2 separate regions of the Mus musculus genome follow, and region 2 is linked to region 1. A link is a loop called in an ENCODE intact Hi-C map of the cell type or tissue named here. Cell type or tissue: left cerebral cortex. All regions are shown on one strand. Links, peaks and the distances in the headings refer to the core of each region. The heading gives the core; the rest is flanking DNA. Region 1 overlaps Klf7 (Kruppel-like factor 7 (ubiquitous)). Region 2 overlaps Klf7 (Kruppel-like factor 7 (ubiquitous)).

Evidence for each region. Peaks named below come from ENCODE experiments on the same cell type or tissue, not always from the same donor. Only the 100,000 strongest peaks of a DNase experiment are listed, where the experiment ranks them.
Region 2: a loop joins it to region 1, with 2.1 times the contacts of the local background. A loop is called at or near these places in 6 of 42 quality-filtered maps.

What each region holds. Positions count from the first base shown.
Region 1 is chr1:64,046,329-64,055,355 of GRCm38, reverse strand. All of the region lies in intron 2 of Klf7 (Kruppel-like factor 7 (ubiquitous)), which reads left to right. Among named protein-coding and RNA genes, the nearest start is that of Mir6899, 8.3 kb to the right of the region's middle. In left cerebral cortex, for the core only: no CTCF peak of the experiment used is centred there; DNase peaks (open chromatin) are centred at 3,396 and 5,091; H3K27ac peaks cover 1,725 bases.
Region 2 is chr1:64,099,274-64,108,300 of GRCm38, reverse strand. All of the region lies in intron 1 of Klf7 (Kruppel-like factor 7 (ubiquitous)), which reads left to right. Gm13748 (a long non-coding RNA gene) reads right to left here. Exons shown (of 3, transcript XR_003947836.1): 3 at 7,098-9,027. Among named protein-coding and RNA genes, the nearest start is that of Klf7, 18 kb to the left of the region's middle. In left cerebral cortex, for the core only: a CTCF peak has its summit at 4,392; a DNase peak (open chromatin) is centred at 2,747; H3K27ac peaks cover 317 bases.

The DNA of each region.
Region 1 (9,027 bases), core at 357-8,356:
GTGTTTCTGTGTGAGCCTGATGCTTCCCCTGTGGGATTTCTCTGATGGAGTGAGTCTTTCCATTCACTTTCATCTCCAGCCATGTAATTGGCAGATGCATATTAGAACTAATGCTGGTGGAACTCAGTGCATGTTACAAAGCGGAGCTTCTTTTTTCCTATCAGTGAATTAGAGAAGAAGTCTAAGAATTGACCTGGCTTGATTTCTGTGGACAGAGATGAAGAGTCCATTATCCTTAAGATAATGCATCTTAAAGGTCTGTGGATCTGGTAGACAAGGCAGTAACAAGCTCTTGTACTATTGGATTTTGGTTGATCGCTGACTTATTAATTAGCAAGTGTTGGGTTGGGTGCAAACGTGTATCTGAGCCTGTGTTAGAATCTTCCTGATGAAAGAGGTAAACAACAAAACATTTCTACCAGTGTTTGGGATAGCATTTATTATAAAGTATATAGCATATAGTATTTATTATATACTTAGTATTTATTGAATTACAAGTATAAAATGTCTCAGTTTAAAAATACTTTGCATCTAATTCTGGTGGGAAAAATCAGGACAGAATATTGTGCCATTAAAAGATAAGTATCTACAAGAAACAAAAAGTAGGGGTCCAAAGATTGAAGATTTGGAGAAGGCCCAAATTTGGGGGGTGGGTATAAAATGCTTTAGTAGGGGGTGACATGTGGAAGCAAACACCATATGAATGGACAAGGACACCCCAGTCAGGAGCGGTGTAGCGAGGTGGTAGTATTTAGAGATGGTGGGCACTCCATATCTTAGAGACGGTCAGTAGCTGGTGAGGTAGGAAAGCAGGTGACAGTTTCATAGACCCTAAGTACCTCAGCAGCGGCATGGGAGCATCAGTGGCCCTAGCATGTCATTGGTCAAAAATACGAAATGTAGACTTTCATTTTGGGGTTAATATTTTTCTTAGACTTTTATGCTAAGGTAAAATAGACAGGTGGGTTGGTTTAGATAATGGCGAGATCCAAGCTCTGGGAAAAATGCTGATCATTTTGGAAGAGATTTGTGTAGGTCCTAGAAGACTTAACCCTTCTCTGTGTGACCTTCATCTCTAAGGTAGATTGGCACGTACTGTGTTGAAAGGAAGTTCCTCTAGAGGAGGCATCTGACTCCCATTACCTCTGAGTAAGCTCTCTAATTTGAACTTTCGGGGCTTTAATAGAATTACATTTTTGACTTGTTAGATTTTAGAGCAAACTACCTTATGGAAATGACTGGGCTTAGACTGTATCGCCCCCGTCTGCATGTGTATACTAAGGGAAAAACAATTGATAGCATCATGATGTTAATCAAAACACTCTCAGGATGCTGACTCCGGACATTTTATAGTATATATGCTTTTGAAAAGCAGCTCTGAGAGGTTTTGATAATCCTGTCCTATTTTTTTAAAAAACAAATATCATCTCTTTTTCTATTTATAGCACATATAGTAGAAAGCTAACTTCTCGTCCTAATAGTAATTTGGGCTGATATTACTCAGTTTTTAGTCAGCAGTAAAAGAAAGTAAAACATATCCAAGGCAGTACATTCAATGTCATCAGCTGAATGATGTCATCAACTGGATGATGTCATCAGCTGGATGATGTCATCAGCTGGATGTGCTGTTCAGAGTCTCTGATGTCATCAGTTGGATGTACCGTTCAGAGTCTGCCGTCTTAGCCCCTGCTTATTCTCTCAGCTGTCGTGTCCTTCCAGTCCCCTCCGCTTTCTGTGATTCCCAAGCACCAATCACCTCACATGGTGGAGTATCATTTAAGCCAGCCCTTACTCAGCCTTGGATGTTCCATGGTTGTTCCTTTTCTTAAAATTTTATTATTATTATTGTTGTTGTTGTTGTTGTTTTCGAGACAGGATTTCTCTGTGTAGCCCTGGTTGTCCTGGAACTCACTCTGTAGGCGAGGCTGGTCTTGAACTCAGAAATTCGCCTGCCTCTGCCTCCCAAGTACTGGGATTAAAGGTGTGCACTACCACACCTGACTGGTTGTTTCTTTTCTTACTACCAAATTCTAGTCAAGAGGAATAAACTCACTGCGATTTTCAATTGGATGCACGCTCTGGGGCTGTCAGTCTTTGAAATGGGTTGTCTCTGTAGGGATCCAAGCATTGTCTGAGAAACAAAGGTGAAGTATTTTGTCCTTTACAAGCTTTGCTGTACTAAGAGTCTATTCTTTAATACTTTATGATAATCTTTATATTTGAAAGCAAATCCCAAGCATCAACTAAAGGTGAGTTTAAATGAAGCTCATATTTTTTAACAGTCAAATTTCTATCTAAATATCAGCAAGAATGGCGGGAGCTTGACTTACAGAGGAATTATTGTGGTTGTAAATGGGAGAAACATCTTACAGATTCATTTGAAATTATTTCACATGGTGGTGAAGTTGTTATATAAAATGAAAAAGATAAATGCTTTAATAACTTTTTATTCAAATTTAACATACACCTAGTCTGTAACTATATTGTAACCAGTCATCAGCAACATATATTTAAGTCTCCAAATATAATTTAAATTTCCAAGGTATATTTATGTTTCATGCTTTTGTTAGATTAATCTCCAAAATAGCTGATGAAAAATAAGTTTTAAAAGTAAACTCAAACCACATAAGAATAAAACAAGAAAAAAAATTTATAAGTATCTTGGTGCCTCTAAAACAAACAAACAAAAAAGTAGTAGTTAAACTGTCTCAAGTTCAGGAGGTCATCATTTCCTGTTTCATAACTGGAGAGCATAGAGTGCCGAATACGGCTCTGTCTGTTTTCTTCTCCCTCCCCCTGCCTCTGTCCCTCTCTTTGGAGGATTCCTTTGAGATTGCTTGCCTTGAACTTGCTGTGTAGCCAAGAATGACCTGGAATTGCTGCTTTATGCCTAGATGTGTCAAGGAGTCTACAGTCTTGGGGGAGCAACAGTGCAGCTATCCTAACCACTGTGGGGTGTTGTAGTGTTCCGGCTCTGATAGTCCCTGGTTCTTCTTTGCCCAGCCCCACTAGCACTTATTAGAACACTTTGTACACGTTGAATTAAATAAGGAACTTGCCTACCACCATCCTTTGGCATCCTTTGGCTTGTGGGAAGCTCAGTGAGGTGTGTCTCCAAGCACATGCAATGCAATCCCATATTGCACATTGCAAACGCTTCTTAACTTTCAACAGTTAAACTTACTTCAGTATCTACGTCATTTCCCTGTTTTCATGACCAACCCAGTTTTCCTCCAACATTTCAAACACACTCACGACAAACCTGACACTTTGCTTCCTAAAGTTTATGCTATGCTTTGTGAATAAAGAATTAAAAAGTGGAACATGGCCACAAAGGATTTGTCTGTTTCTGTGTGTTCTTCTGTCCGTGATGTGCAGGGCAGTGTACAGCACAGAGTGACTCGGTGTGTGCCCCGCTTGCATTGTAAGACTCCTGAAGAAGCCCTGTGTCCTTGCCCTCACATACACGTGACAAGGGACTCTGCTCCCACCATCTTTTCTGGTATCATGTTTCAGATCCGTTTTGCTGCCCCCACCACAAATTAAAGGAACACCTTCTGTTCTAGTGGGACTTTGTAGTTCACCAGTCATAGTCAGACACTAGGTTTCACTGGAATGGGTGCGCACAAGCCCCAAAACACATGAGGACGTCAGAGGCAAAGTCTGTTTTCACATCATCTGTGCTGTGTACGCTAGGCTAGGTGACGCTCACCGTCTAGCTGATTCTCCTATCTCCACTTCCTAACCCATTGTAGAAAGTTGGGATTACAGATGTGTACCACCACATCCAGCTGTCTTTACACAGGTTCCAGAGGTTGGACTTGGGTCATCAGGCTGCAGGCTTACATTGGTAGTGCTTTTACCCACTGAGCAATCTTCCAGCCCAAGAACTTCTTACAGAAGATCACTGCTGCTGGACTCTGTGAGGACACGCTGTCATTGTATGACAACAGCAGAGCTAGAATAAGACATTTCCCCCTTTGGAGCAATGGTTTCTGAAGCATGTGCTGGAAATTTGCTACAAGTGGGATTCCCGAGTCCTCAAATGAATCAGACACTCAGGGTGGAGTCCGACTGTTTTTCCTGGGTCTTAAAGGGCCTCTAATGCAAATGGAAGTGAGAGACCTCCCACAATAAGAGATTATTCACGGCAAGAGACATTGCTATGGGAGGTAAAAAAAATCTACTTAAAATCATGTTGGGCCTCTTATGGCACCTTTGTGAAGTATATATGTCAAAATTAACACATATATGTTAAAGACATAACTCAATACATATGTTAAACTTTCAATGGTGAAAGTTATGTAGACCCACAAAGAGGGTAAAATATTTTTATGCTGCTTTTTTTTGTTTGTATGTTTGTTCTTTCTCTCTCTATCTCTGTCTCTCTCTCTCTCTCCTTCTCTTGCGTGCACACATGCACACAAACACACACACACACACACACATACCACACACACAGAGGAAGTTTATGCTGTGCTTTGTAAATAAAGTAAAGAAGTTAGTAATGGTTCCTGATCTCAGTGAAGTTTGCTCTCTAGCAGGGAGAGACTGCAGCCATCTACTAAGTTTGGCTGTGGAGATCAGACAAGGCTTCTTTGAGCCTTTGGATTTAATGTTCCAAGCTTCTGCTCCTTTACAGGCCCTTTACACATGTCCCTGTTTAAACTAAACAAAGTTTTCTTCCTTCCACACTTGCTGCCTTCACCTGGACACCTTATCTTGAATATCACTTGATCAGGCTCCAAAACTCAATGCATAGAGATTCTCAAAGCAGATTCTTTCATAGAAGGATGACTCGGGTGATCAATTCCATTGTAGCAACAAGGAGGAGAATCTTCTAACTCGGGAGGGCTGCCTTTACTTTTGGGGAGTTTGTCAGGCCCTTCCAGACAGAGACATAAGCAACAAGGGAGCTGGGGATGTCTGGGAGGAGCAGGGGGCAGAAAGTGGACATAGGAGATAGGTTTAAGGATACACCGAAGTAGAATAACTGAGTGTGGCTACCAAGACTCTCTCTCCTCCATCCTCTTGTAGTTGAGGATTCGTGCAAGATTATGAGTGTGGGAGAAAGCTCGCTTCTCCCACATGTAAGAACATGGAAATGTCAACACTGGGTGTGAGGCCTTGGGGTGCCATGGGCAGCAAGATGCTGATATGGAGGAGGATGAACCTTTAAGGCTGAGTTGGTCATGGGGCTTCTGTAAAGCTCAGTTCAGAGTAGAAATATATGTAAGCCACAGAGTCCATTTTTTATCTTCTTTAGGCAAAAAGAAGGTTGGGAGTTATAGCTTAGTGGCAAGAATTTTTGCTTAGCTCAAACAAAGCACTGCCAAAAAAGTAAAAACGAAACAGGTAAAAGTGATTTTGGCAACGCACTTTACATAAACCAATGTGAACAAATATGATAACAGGAAATCAATATGAAAAAGGTATCAATACATCATATCCTCCACTCCTTTTAGAGTGAGTCTTTAAAACCCACAATAAATTTCTTTTGATGGCATATCTGAATCCATGTGTTAAACTTACAGGACTATGGTCCTGCTAAGAGTACAAAGCATTTTGCGCTGCTTTAGTTTTTAAGGTCCATTTTACAGCTAGAGGTTCAATTCTCTGGTTCCCTTAGTGCATTTCAGGGATGCATATCGCATGGGCCTTGTGTCCAGTGTCCTGGTCAGGGGCTCTGAGAGTAAGTCAGACCCTCTCCCATCTCCATGTTCTGGCGTAGGATCTGTACATCTTCGAGAATGTGATTTCAGTTATTTATTTTTGAACAACTATTGTGAAGACATCCAAGGCTATGAAGAGTTCAGATAACCCAAGCTGGCCATCGCCTTAAAGCTGTTTGAAGAATGAATTAAAAAATGGAATATATAGTGACTTGCCCTGAAGAATGGATACATGCTTTGTGTGAATGCAATGGCTTTGGTCCTGGCACCTGCGAGGCCTTGGTGAGGGAATAGTGGATGAGTAGAAGGTCAGTGCGGGACGGGGATTAGTGGAGATGCTCTTTATTATATGTGGTAGCTATTGCAGATGCTTTTAATGTTCTGGAGAAGTACAGTTTTTGTCTTCTTTTCTCTCTGTCAGCTAAGCCTTTACTGGAGAAGAAGAGAAACTACTTAAGATACAGCTAGAATCAAAGAGAAATCTGGACAGTTTTCTGCAGAAGCCATCAGTAACTCAGCATTGGCACTTTTTAACTGCAGGACCTATAGTCTGAGCTCTCAGCATTGCCAGGTTGTGGACGGATGTTTGCTAGTTGTTCTCTTCCTGGCATTTGGGAGCTCCGTGGCATTGCCTCTACGATTCATTCCCTGGGTCTTTGCAAATGGCTGATGGTTGCTTCTAAAGGGAAACTGTAAGGATTCTCTATCCTTCTCACCTGAGAGAGTTCCACGTTCTTAATCCAAGTCCTGAAAGGACCCTAACCTTGACATGTCCAGATGCCTAGTAATCACATTGCAAATAAATAAAGATTCAGATTAACCTATGCAGTACTCTAGCCACGTCAAAGTTCTCCTCTTTTTAAGACGTGGGTTAGAAATGACGTTTTTTGCAGATCAGGAAGTGGATTTAGAGTATTTGCATGCACAATGCTCATTTACATGTTTCTTTAAAAAAAAAAATCCCTGAGTGCAGGATCCTGCTTCATGCTCCTATTTCATGGTACCATCTGTATCTTAAAGGTGAACTTGAAGCTCAGTGCATCTGCTCCACCAGGGATGCTCTCTAGTCCAGTCCAGAGGCAGCCTTTTAAAATGGGCTTCATAAATTGATGCTTTCCAGGGGGCAGTTGCTCAGGAGACCTGGATCCTTAGGTGTGAGATAGAGATGGTCAGGACCTTCATTCTTTAGGCCCTGAGAGATAGGGAAGAGATGGAAGTGACCCCTGCTAGTGAAGGAATACATCGTAGAGGAGCACATGTTCAAGAGGAATGTCAGATTTAAAAGGCCAAGCAAGTTTTACCTCTTACAGCAGCAAGGGATTAGAATTCACACAAGCTATCTTGCTCCTGTGTGGGCACCAGTCTTTGTTGACAATGAAGATGCAGTAGGTTTGGGGGACTGTTGTTGTTATTGTTGTTGTTATTCACTATTCATGTAGTGTGTTCTGTGGAGAACATGTGATAGTGGGTTAGAAATGATGGTTTTGCAGATCAGAAAGTGGATTTAGAGTATTGGGCTAATACTCTATATTGGGCTAATACTCAGGGCTGTTGGCATTACAGTAACAAAATGGATGCTTGCCTGAAGCTGACTATCTAGCCGAGGAAAACGATAGCACCCACCAATACCATGCCATCTCATTTCAAAGCAACCAAGAGCTGTGGATAAGGGAAGAGGCTGCACCTTGTTTTCATTTAGAGACAAGGCTTCCCCTTTGTGGTCCAGGCTGGCTTTGAACTCTGCATCCCCCTACCTCTACCTCTCACAAGCTAAGATGACAGTGTGTGCCACCGTGTCACCCTTTACTGACTTTTACAGAGGCTAAAGACGGTGGGTATACTCTGAGCCAGAGACTAAATGAAGAATTATGTGAAGGGGCAAGAATGTTCCAGGCATAGGACAAAACAAGGGTGGACAGAGGCCCTGAGGTGGAAGTGCATGCAGGAAGCAGAGGGGCAAGGTGGTGATTCCTGGAAGGGGAGGTTGGTAGAGGAGAAAGATGAGATGAGAGAGGTAGCCAGGAGTCAGGTCATACTGACTGCATCATCTACTGCTTGCAGGCTTGGGACTTTTACTCTGAGAGTGATAGGGAACTATTATACACTTGGATTTCATTTTAACCACTTTTAAGGCAAGAATGATTTTGGTAGCCTGGTATAGTATAAGGCCAATTTCACAAAAAAAAAAAAAAAATTGTGTGTGTGTGTGTGTGTGTGTGTGTGTGTGTGTGTGTGTATTAGACTGCATGCACATGTGCATATTTGAATGTAGAATTGAGTATTGGATATCTTCTTTAGTTACTCTCTACCTCATTTGTTTTGAGAGAGTCTCTCACTGAACCTAGAGCTCACTGGTTTTGCTAGGCTGCCTGGCCAGTGAGATTCAGGTATCCTGACTTCACCCACCCAGCTCTGAGACTATAGCTGTGTGCCACAATGCTTGGATTTTCACCTGGGTCCTGGGATTCCAGACTCAGGTCTTCATGCTTTTATGGAAAGTACTTTACCTACTCAGAATAAGGTTTTCAAATTTGTAAAACAAAATTCAAATGCTCAAAATAGAATCTACCACAGAATGTCAAGGAAGCCAATTTGGATGGATTTATACTACCTCAAGGTCCCCAGAAAGGGACACATTCTGTGATTTGAATTTTCAAAGTTTCTGTGACTCCTGTAAGAAGAATAAAGTGTAAGGGCCCAGAGTGGAAGCCATCCAGTGTCATAGGGCTGAAGGATCAGCTTCCCTTTAACTTCCAGGACCTGGCCTCAGAAGCTGGTCTTTTCAAGTGCAAGAGGAAAAAAGTATAACTTCTGTTTATGTTTAATTTACAATCTTTTTGAATGCAAGAAGAATAATGTATGGCTTTATTTATATTTAATTTGCCCTCATTCTTTTTAATTGATCTATTGAATAAAGGCTTTACGATATGCTAGCATAGTAGCACTTCAGTACATTTATATAATTCGTGAATAAATCTACATATGTTTGGGGTCTGTGGCCAGAAAGCATTTATGATGGTGTTGTTTGATCGATCACATCTGCGGGTTGCAGTTTAGGGAGAGTGACCCTGTGAGAAGCAGGGAGAACGCCATGCTGGCTTAGAGCATGCTCCATTTCAGATCCATTTTGTGGAAGTGCACGAATTCTTGCTGTAATTCAACCTCGATAAATGTCAGTTGTGTTTCTCAGGCACCCTTACCTCTCCTTAAGAGCCCTCATCCAACTGTAAATCACCTCTGAGGTGGCATGTTCCCCCCTAGGGAAGCAAGTTTCTTGAGGTGATTGCCAGGCAGGCAAAGTGGTTCTTGATATTCAACGTGAAACCTGGGGGTTCTGAAGAGCGCTCTCCTTCCC
Region 2 (9,027 bases), core at 898-8,897, 52 kb before region 1:
TTTGCTTCCCTGTGCAATGTAGTTCTAGCATTTGGCTCTGCTATGTACAGCGTTTCTTCTCGTGTTTCTCCTCCAAAGGCTTTTTCTCCTCTTCAGTCTGCTAAGGTTTACTATGGAGATAGAACTAGGAGCTATGATATAATCAGATACATAAACAGGAAACTGACTGACTTGAAGCTCTGTCTTATTTGACTAGTATTCATATTCCAATTTTCTTTATACTTTGGGTGTTTTTGGACATACTCGTCAGGCTAACCCCATCTCCCATGTTCCTATCCGGCTTCATTTGCAATCACAGCCCAGGAAGCCTGCATGTGGGTTTGACCCCCAAGCACTCGAGGCACTGTCACCTCCTAACAGCTACTGTCTAGGGACAGTTTTGACTTCGCCATCACTCAGGATCCATTTTAATTTTCTTTTTAATCTCTCCATCTTGTTGAATGTCTTTGTTTGGGACTGATTCTATTTTATAAGGCAATTTCCAAATTGCATCTCACTTTTTCCTGGTCATCCGGGTTCTGTTGTAGATCACGGAAATGTGGGGTAGAAAAGACCATCTGTCTCCCCCTCCCCCGCCTGTGCGGCCCAGTTGCTCCCAAGTGAGCGAGCGGTCATTCTTCCTTGGTTTCTGCAACATTTTCCAACTTGGAAAGAAAGTGACTTTGAGTTTCCTGAGCATGCAGCCTCCTCCTTGTCTTGAGTGGGAGTAAAATGGAATTTAAAAGAAAAAAAAAAGGCAAAACAAAAACTCAAAACTCCTCAACCCCTTCAGTACTATTTATGGTGAAAAATAAAATTAATAAGTTATTAAATAAAATTATGTGAGAATTAAAGAAAACAAAAACAAAAACAACCACTTAAAATTTTTTTTTCCCCAGTCAGGCACTGCATACTCATTAACCAAAAATGATTTTGTTCTGGTGATTCCCTTAGCCTCTTTCAGAGACTAAACCAACAAATGGTGGGAAAACACTTTTTGGTGTGTGTGTGTGTGTGTGTGTGTGTGTCAGAATAACCAGTTCAGGGATTTTCTTAGAAACCCTGATATAGAAACATGTACAGAATTCTCCTTTAGCTGCCCTTTTTTTTTTTTTTTTTTTTTTTTTTTGTGGAAGTTGACTTTGTGGGACTTATTTCACTTAAAGAAGTGATGTTCTCTGTGTAAAAAGTCCCAGTATTATAATAAAGTCCTTTCCAAGTCTCAAGTGCTCTGCTGTCTTCCAGAAATTGCCAGCATGCCACTTGTCCTTTATTTTCTAGTGCTTTCAGGATGCTATTTTACATTAGGGGTGCTTAAAGGAATTATTCTTTTATATTGGCTTCCTTGTGTTACTAAGGATATCCCTATTGTTGCCCAGATGGGGACTTTTTATTTTTTCAGGGTCATTTTTACCCTCTTTAAAGCTGCCCCTGTGACTTACATAATATGAAGTATTTCCCCTTCTTTTCTCCAATCTCTATTTTTTTCTTTTGTAAAATTCTTGGCTGCTAAATGGTGAATCAAGGTCAGTCTCAATCTCCCCCCCCTCCTCTCCTCTCCCTCCTCCTCCCCTTCCTCCCCATCCCCTTCCTCCCCATCCCCTCCCCTTCCTTTCTCCTTTTCTCCATCCGTGTGTATTTGAACAAGTTTTCAACTCCAAGTGCCATTTATATTACTGTGGAGCGAATTACTATGAAAATGTAGGAGAAAAGGAACGATAGACAGGATACGGGCATGAAAGGAGCCTACAAACCAGACATGGAGTGCAGCCCACTTGCTAGACCCGAGATGAATGCCTGTTGATGTTTCCCTCCAACCTTTGCACTGTGAGACCCAGGTTTATAAAGATTAAAACTTTCGGAGGGAGCTCTAGACATTTCGTCTCCCTTCTCCTCCCCCTCGATTTGCAAATAACCCGGCTGAGCTTTAAGGGTCATTAAGTCCAAGCCAGGATTGGTCTCTCAAGAATCCTCAGCCCCTTTGCCATAAAGTAAACGTATTTGCATGTTAGCACAGTGCATGGTACAGGCTCAGCATGGCTTACTTAAGCCAATGCTGAGGGGAGGGGAGGGGAGGTTGCACTGCAAGGGGCTTTGTGAGCATAGTGCTGAATAAACACAGAATCAACCTTGGGAGACAGATTCAGTCCACTCTCAGCTTCTTTACATCCTTCTAATACAAAGGGTAATTCACCTCTGGAGTAGCCTCTCTCCTGCCTTAGCCTCTCTGGCCTCCATGCTTCCTCCTTCCTTTCTTTTGATTGATTGTATTACTAACACTGTCATTACTAGTTAAGATGAAGAGAACAGGTTGCAGATCCAGGATATCTGATTGGCAGACATTTGGTTCAAAGTTTATAATATTTGTTTTAACTTCATGCTTTTCATTTTACGATTGTCCCATATTAACAAGCATTTTTAGTAAGAAAATTTAAAACATGTGAAGCTTGAGTTAGGAATGATGCTACAGATAGGTACCCTGACTTGGTAGAAGTGTGGATTGTAGATGAGACTGAAGTGATGGTGGCGTGGAAAATCTGAGAATAAACCACAGTGAACCATCAAACTATTTCTCCTGTCTGCAGTGCAGGTGCTGTAATAACAGGATTGCAGTCCTGAGTGGCACATGGATGTAAACACTTAGTATGCCATCACATGCTGCCCTAGTCTCCTGCTTTCTGGGCTGTGGTAGGTGCGTGCACATCTCTTGTCTGGTAGAGTGATGTGTGCGCAGAGATGGAGAAAGGCTAGGTTTGGGGGTTGGAAGTGAGAGCTCTGTTCTAAAGGCAGATCTGTGTGGCTAAGTGACTCATTAACAATGTATACTGTCACATGCTGTTCTGTGATAAGATTGGGAATCACCTGGGTAGGAAGTCCTGGACTTAAAGGGACGGCAGAGGCCCCTTTCCCTTAAGTCTTGTCAAGTTTCTGCTACTCACGCTTCTAAGAAAGGCACAGAACAGCACGTAGCTGGCTGGATTATGGCCTCTTGCCTTAGCCAGAGATGACCTTGGTGGGAATAACAAGGCAGGAAAGGAGTGTGAACTCTCTGATAGGAGGGCCATATTGACCTTGGGTGGGGTTACTGCAGGTAAGAAAGGACGTAGAGACTACATTGACTGGACCGGCCAAGCTCCATGAAGTCTTCACAGCTGATGCCTATGTTTATCTGCTGTTCAGGATCGGTCCTATGCTGACAAGCCTTTGAGAATCAAGTGTCAGATACTGAAGCCATTTTCATTTTGTGCCCCCTGGAACACTGGGGAGTGAGGTGACTTCTGGGTTTCTGGAAGTGACTCTCTTATGTCTTCCTGTTACCAGGGACATACCAAGAGTGCTGTATCTACAGTGACCAGTGCTAGAGGAGGGGCTACCCAAGGAACACGGACATCCTACTAGGACCATACCCCAGAAGAAAATTGCCCTCTCCCTGCCGTCAGCTGCCAATAGCTCCTCAGCTAGGGTTGGGTGCTTGCAAAACACTTCCTGCTCCATGATGTAATGTTCACTTGTTTGATCTTGTACAGATAGCCATATAGGTGCTGTGAGATCATAAGTACTGCAGTTCTGCCATATCTAGGAGACAACATTGCACAATGATTCTCCCTATTCTCCCTCTAACGTTCATCTTCCCCCTCCCCATGATATTCTCTGAGTCCAGGGGCGGGGTGGGGGTTGGTATAGATGTCCCACTTAGGGCTCAGCACTTGTCCTAGTTTGATCTTTATTGCTGTGAACAAATACTGACCAAAACCACCTTCGAAATGTTTTCTTTAGTGTACAGGTTATAGCCGGTCATCAAGGGGCAGGCACCAAGGCAGGAACCTGGAGGTAGGAACAGAAGCAGAAACCTCTATTATGTAGGCCCACCTGCCTAGGAGACTACACCTCCGACAGTAGACTGGGCTCTCCTTCATCAACTAGTGATTAAGAAAATGCTAAACACACATGTCCACAGGTCATTCTGATTTGAGTAATTCTTCAGTAGGTTCTCTCTTCTCAGCTGACCTTAGGTTTGTGTCATCCTTGACAGCTGAAGCCAACTATGCCAGTACTCAACAGTCACTCATTCTCAGTGATCAGTGACCAGCGATCAGTCTTGGCATTGACTGCTGCCTAGTGAAAAAGAAGCTATTCTGACCAAAATTCAGACTACCTAACCTGTGGGTATACACAAATATTTAGAAGGCGGTTTTGACAACATGAGTGTTTAGCAAAAATACCAGCAAGTTTTACATTAAGGCCTGTGACCTACCTAGCCTTGGGCTTTTGGACAAGCACAGTGTCAGGCATGAGTGGGTCTCAAATCAAGGCAGAAGATGGTTGGTTACCTCCATATTTAGGTCATGCTACCACTAGGTAGGTACATCATGCGGGGCAGGATTTTGCAGTGTGCAGAGTCCGCCACTAGGTAATTCCATTGTAGATTTTTCTCTACCAGTGGCCTCCATAGCACCTTCGGGCTATGAAAGCTAGCCAGCAGGAAGTTAGTTTACTATTTATTTTGAGATTGATGTCTCAGTATCCTGCAACAAAAGCATGTACCACTAATTTCTTATTTTTTTTTGTACAAGATTTTAAAACAATAATAATAATTATTATTATTATTATTAATTGTGTGTGTGTGATAGAGAGAGAGAGAACCTGTGTAGGTAATTGAACAACTTTGTGGAGTCAGTTTTCTCTTTCAACCTTCACCTAGGTTCTAGGCATTTGATCTCAGGTTGTCTTGTCGGCCTTGCACATAAAATACTTTTACCCAGTGAGCCATGTCACTGACTCCGATTTCTTATTCTTGTCTAAGGAACCAACACATCTACATGGAACCTAGGAGAAGGCAGTTATCAGCCCTTAATGGCTGCTGGAAAGTGCACATGCTCTGGGTAGAACAAGAGGGGTGTTGAGACATGTCTTTTCTCTTGTGGCTATAAGCAAAACAAAGACATTGCGAGAGGGTCTTGGAGCGGGGTGGCAGAGCAAAGACTGGGGTTGTAGCACATGGTAGGATCACCAAGAGTTTAGACAGTGGAGAACAGTTTGGGGGATAGACGAGGGGAGGAGATTATTTCCCTGGCACGGTAGACAGTAGCAAATGAAAAGAGTGCTGGAGCCATAGGCATGGATACCAGGAGCCAAGGAGAGAGTCTGGCAGAGTGAAAGTTATTGGAGAGGTGGTAACATTGGCTGTGTACAGTATTTGCCCATTTAAAGGGGAAGCTACCATTCACTGCCAGCCAGATGCTGCTATAAGGGACACAAAATCTTCTGACAGGTCTCAGAGTTCAAGAGGAGCTAAAACAAACAAACAAAACACACAAACAAACAATTTAAAAAAGAAAATAATCAGAATTTAAGAATTGTAGTTCCCTGGTTATTAAACAAAGGTAGAATAAAAATATTGAATGTTCAAATAAACACTGTAGGTCAGGCTTGGACACTGGGCCATTGGGCATTTAGCCCATTTATCTTTGGCATAGGCATATCTGTTCCTTCATGTCCTTTTGAAGTAAAGTTTGAATTTTAGGATGACTTTGGACAGTTGTGTCATCTACCAGGACTTTCTTGGTCTGCCTACTTGAGTAGACAGACTTTAGGTAGAATTCAGTGAGGGTCTCAGAAGTTCACAGCTTCCAATGGTCTAGGTTGTAGATTTCTGTAAGAAACAAGAGGTGAAGCTGGGCTAATAGTCATCAAGAGGTATGAAGCTGGGCTAATAGTCATCAAGAGATGAAGCTGGGCTAATAGTCATCAAGAGATGAAGCTGGGCTAATAGTCATCAAGAGGTGTGAAGCTGGGCTAATAGTCATCAAGAGATGAAGCTGGGCTAATAGTCATCAAGAGGTGTGAAGCTGGGCTAATAGTCACCAAGAGGTGTGAAGCTGGGCTAATAGTCATCAAGAGGTGTGAAGCTGGGCTAATAGTCATCAAGAGGTGTGAAGCTGGGCTAATAGTCATCAAGAGATGAAGCTGGGCTAATAGTCATCAAGAGGTGTGAAGCTGGGCTAATAGACAGTAAGAGGTGTGAAGCTGAGATAATAGTCATCAGCCTCCTGACCACTTCTTCAAGGATTTCTTGGGACATATATTTAGCTCAACTTCCCACCTGAGCAGTGGCATTAGAGAAGCAACAGAACACTGGAGCATGCAACTAGGTTTAGCCACCAATATGACTTTTGGGCAAGTGTGGCCATAAAATGCTTAAGTCATGAGCTGGATAAACTCCATCTGGAGAGCTGTATCTTTCTCTGTAAACTTAAATAATTGTGTACTTTGACGGTTTAGTTTTGATTTTTAAGAGAGGATAAAAAAGCTCAACTATTAAAAAATGTTAAATGGTTCAGATCAAGTAGCAACATTCAAAGCTCATAACTATGACAGTTAGCTTCATTGGAAAACACTGTTATGTTCTTTTAAAAAATCAAATATATCCTAAAATAGTTCAAAAACTGGCTGGCTTTGTCACCCTTGCCCAGGGACCATAGAAGTAGCCAGGCCAGGGGTAGGTAGTGATGTTTGTAAATCTTTGCTCTCCCTAAGTAGGTCCCCTTTCTCTTACATTAGGGGCTCCCCACTGTGCCTTGGCCCTTAAAGCATGGGCTTGCTTCATTTTTGAAGAACTTTTTATTTTGAAGTAATTACAGACTCATGGGAAGTTGCAAAAAGAGTACAAAGAGACCTATGTGTCCTTTACCCAGCTTCCTCCAATGGGGCCTACACACTCATCCTAAGACTTGTTTTATTTTAAGACATTTCTTAGGAGGTGTGGGTGTGGCCGTGGCCGGAGGGATGCATAGAAAAACCACACTGTTATGAGAAATAAGGGCTGAAGCTGAGGTGGGGGAGGGGCTGCTCTGCCCTAGCCTCTGTCCCTTTCAGCTGTTAAAATGAAAAGCCAGTCACTTTTCCTTCTATGTATGAGAGAAGAAAAAGTAATTTAAAGAATAATCTGTTGTGGGGGCCGACATACATAAAATTTCAATCAAAACCATATGAAAACATTTATTGACAGTTTGGGGAAAGGGGAAGAGTTATAAGAGAAACTCAGAAAAGGTCCTTACATTTACGTTTCTAAAGAGCAGTCTAGGTAATAATGGTAATGAACCAGCTATGTTTTCCTGTGTGTGTGTGTGTGTGTGTGTGTGTGTGTGTGTGTGTGTGTGTGTTAAGTCTTAGGTGTTAGCTTACAGGATAGCAAGGTTCATAGGAAGTCTGGACCATTAAGAGAGCCCTTTAATAGTAATTTCTACTCTTTCAGCAAGGACAATAGATGGACCTTTCTTCCTGCAGCCTTCACGGAGAAGACCCAGGAGCTAGACAGGTGCAAGTCAAGCGCCAGCTGTGTTATTGATCAGGCTGCACACAGACCCAGAAGGAGCAATATAGTAGTCTCACATCCATATCTCTAACCACTTCTTGCCCTGGCTTGCTTGAGCCACCATCGGACAGATGTGTATCATTTGTCATTCCTGTGCTGCCTGGGTTCAGTGGAATCACTGAGTCTTGGCTTGTGATAGGGCAGACTCAGGAAAAGACAGCTCTCCAGGGAGAGGTAGGGGCAGCTAGGACAAGATAGGTGAGCCATACACTGAGCTGTTTCCTCTTCCTTTTTTCATGTCTCTTGGGCAGCAGCAGGTGAAGGGAGTAAAAGGAATTCTGGCCAGCTGAGTTTCCAGGGTACCTTGAAAGAATTTCCTTGTCAGTGAAGGTCTCATGGAATCCTAGGACCTCCCGTAAGAAAATGGAGATTAAAATAAGGCAGAACTTCCCAGAGGATGTGAAGGGAAGGTGGCAGGGACACAGGGATCATTGGAGGAGAGAAGGGAACTAGAAAGTAGTGCCAGCAGACATTGGCCTTGCTCTGGAGTAGGGCTCAACGGAGTTTCTCCTCTTAGTATTTGGGAGAGTGGCAGAATGGAGCTAGTTAAAGGGAATGATTTCGGGAATGACTTTGCCTAAAAGAAAAAACGGAGGGAAAATGAGAGGAGTGTTTGCCAGGAACCTTAGTGGGAGGGTAGTATAAGTAGAGCAACAAGAACACAAGAGTCCCTGGCTTTCACACTCTGGCTTGCCCACCTGCTACCTGCCTGTTCTTTTTCACTTCACATCTTCCCCCATAGTCCCTCATCCACCAACAGTGAGTGAACAGGTGAGAACACGATCATTGACATTCACTGTAAACCAGCGGATGCTTGACGAGGAAGGGGAGCCTGCCTCATCTGCAGCTCTAGCTCAGGGTTTCCCTTGTTTTGTTTTCTTTCATTCCTTAATTCCTCCTTCCCTTGATGCTTCCTTCTCTTTCTTCCATGGTAGGGCTAAACTCTGTGTGATGTGTTGAGGATACCATAGTGAACCAAAGGGGCATTGTCCCTGCTCCATGGCATAGCTTAGTGTGTAGAGGTGGAACCTGAAGAGAAGGAAATAACTATGGAAGAGTGGAGTATCATTTGGGACAGAAGGAAAGCAATGGACTGCCAAGAGTGGATGGTGTCCACAGATATGTCTGACATAGCCAAGGAACTTTCCTACCCATCTTCCCAAAACTGATCTCCCAGAACTTTCCCAAGAAGTTTATAGTTACTACTCAGAAAGGCTCTAAAATGGAACAAATATTTGATAATTCTTGGAACTCTTGAACATCTGCATTTCATTATTTTGAGTCTCCTTACGTTGTATAAAATCCCTTTCTCCATATTCTGCATGTTGCTAAACAAAGATGCTATCACCCTCCATGTTCTCAGTATGGTGGCTTTGTTTATCTATTTAAACTATAGGTCAAAACTTTTTAGAAAGTAATGTCTGTAACTGAGCATGTGTGCATACTTTTTAAAAATTTTTCCATAGCCTTTCCTAAACAGTGTGGTCCAGTGGCTAGTTTCAAAGCTCATACACTGTAAAGAGTCTCAGGAACAATCTAGAAATTATTTAAAGAGGCCTGCAGATTACATACAAATGTCATTCTATTTTAGATAAAGTGTTAGAATAGATTTTAATGTCTGGTGTAGAGGGGTTGTTCTAAAAAAATGAGCCTCCCACAATGAGCCTCGGATT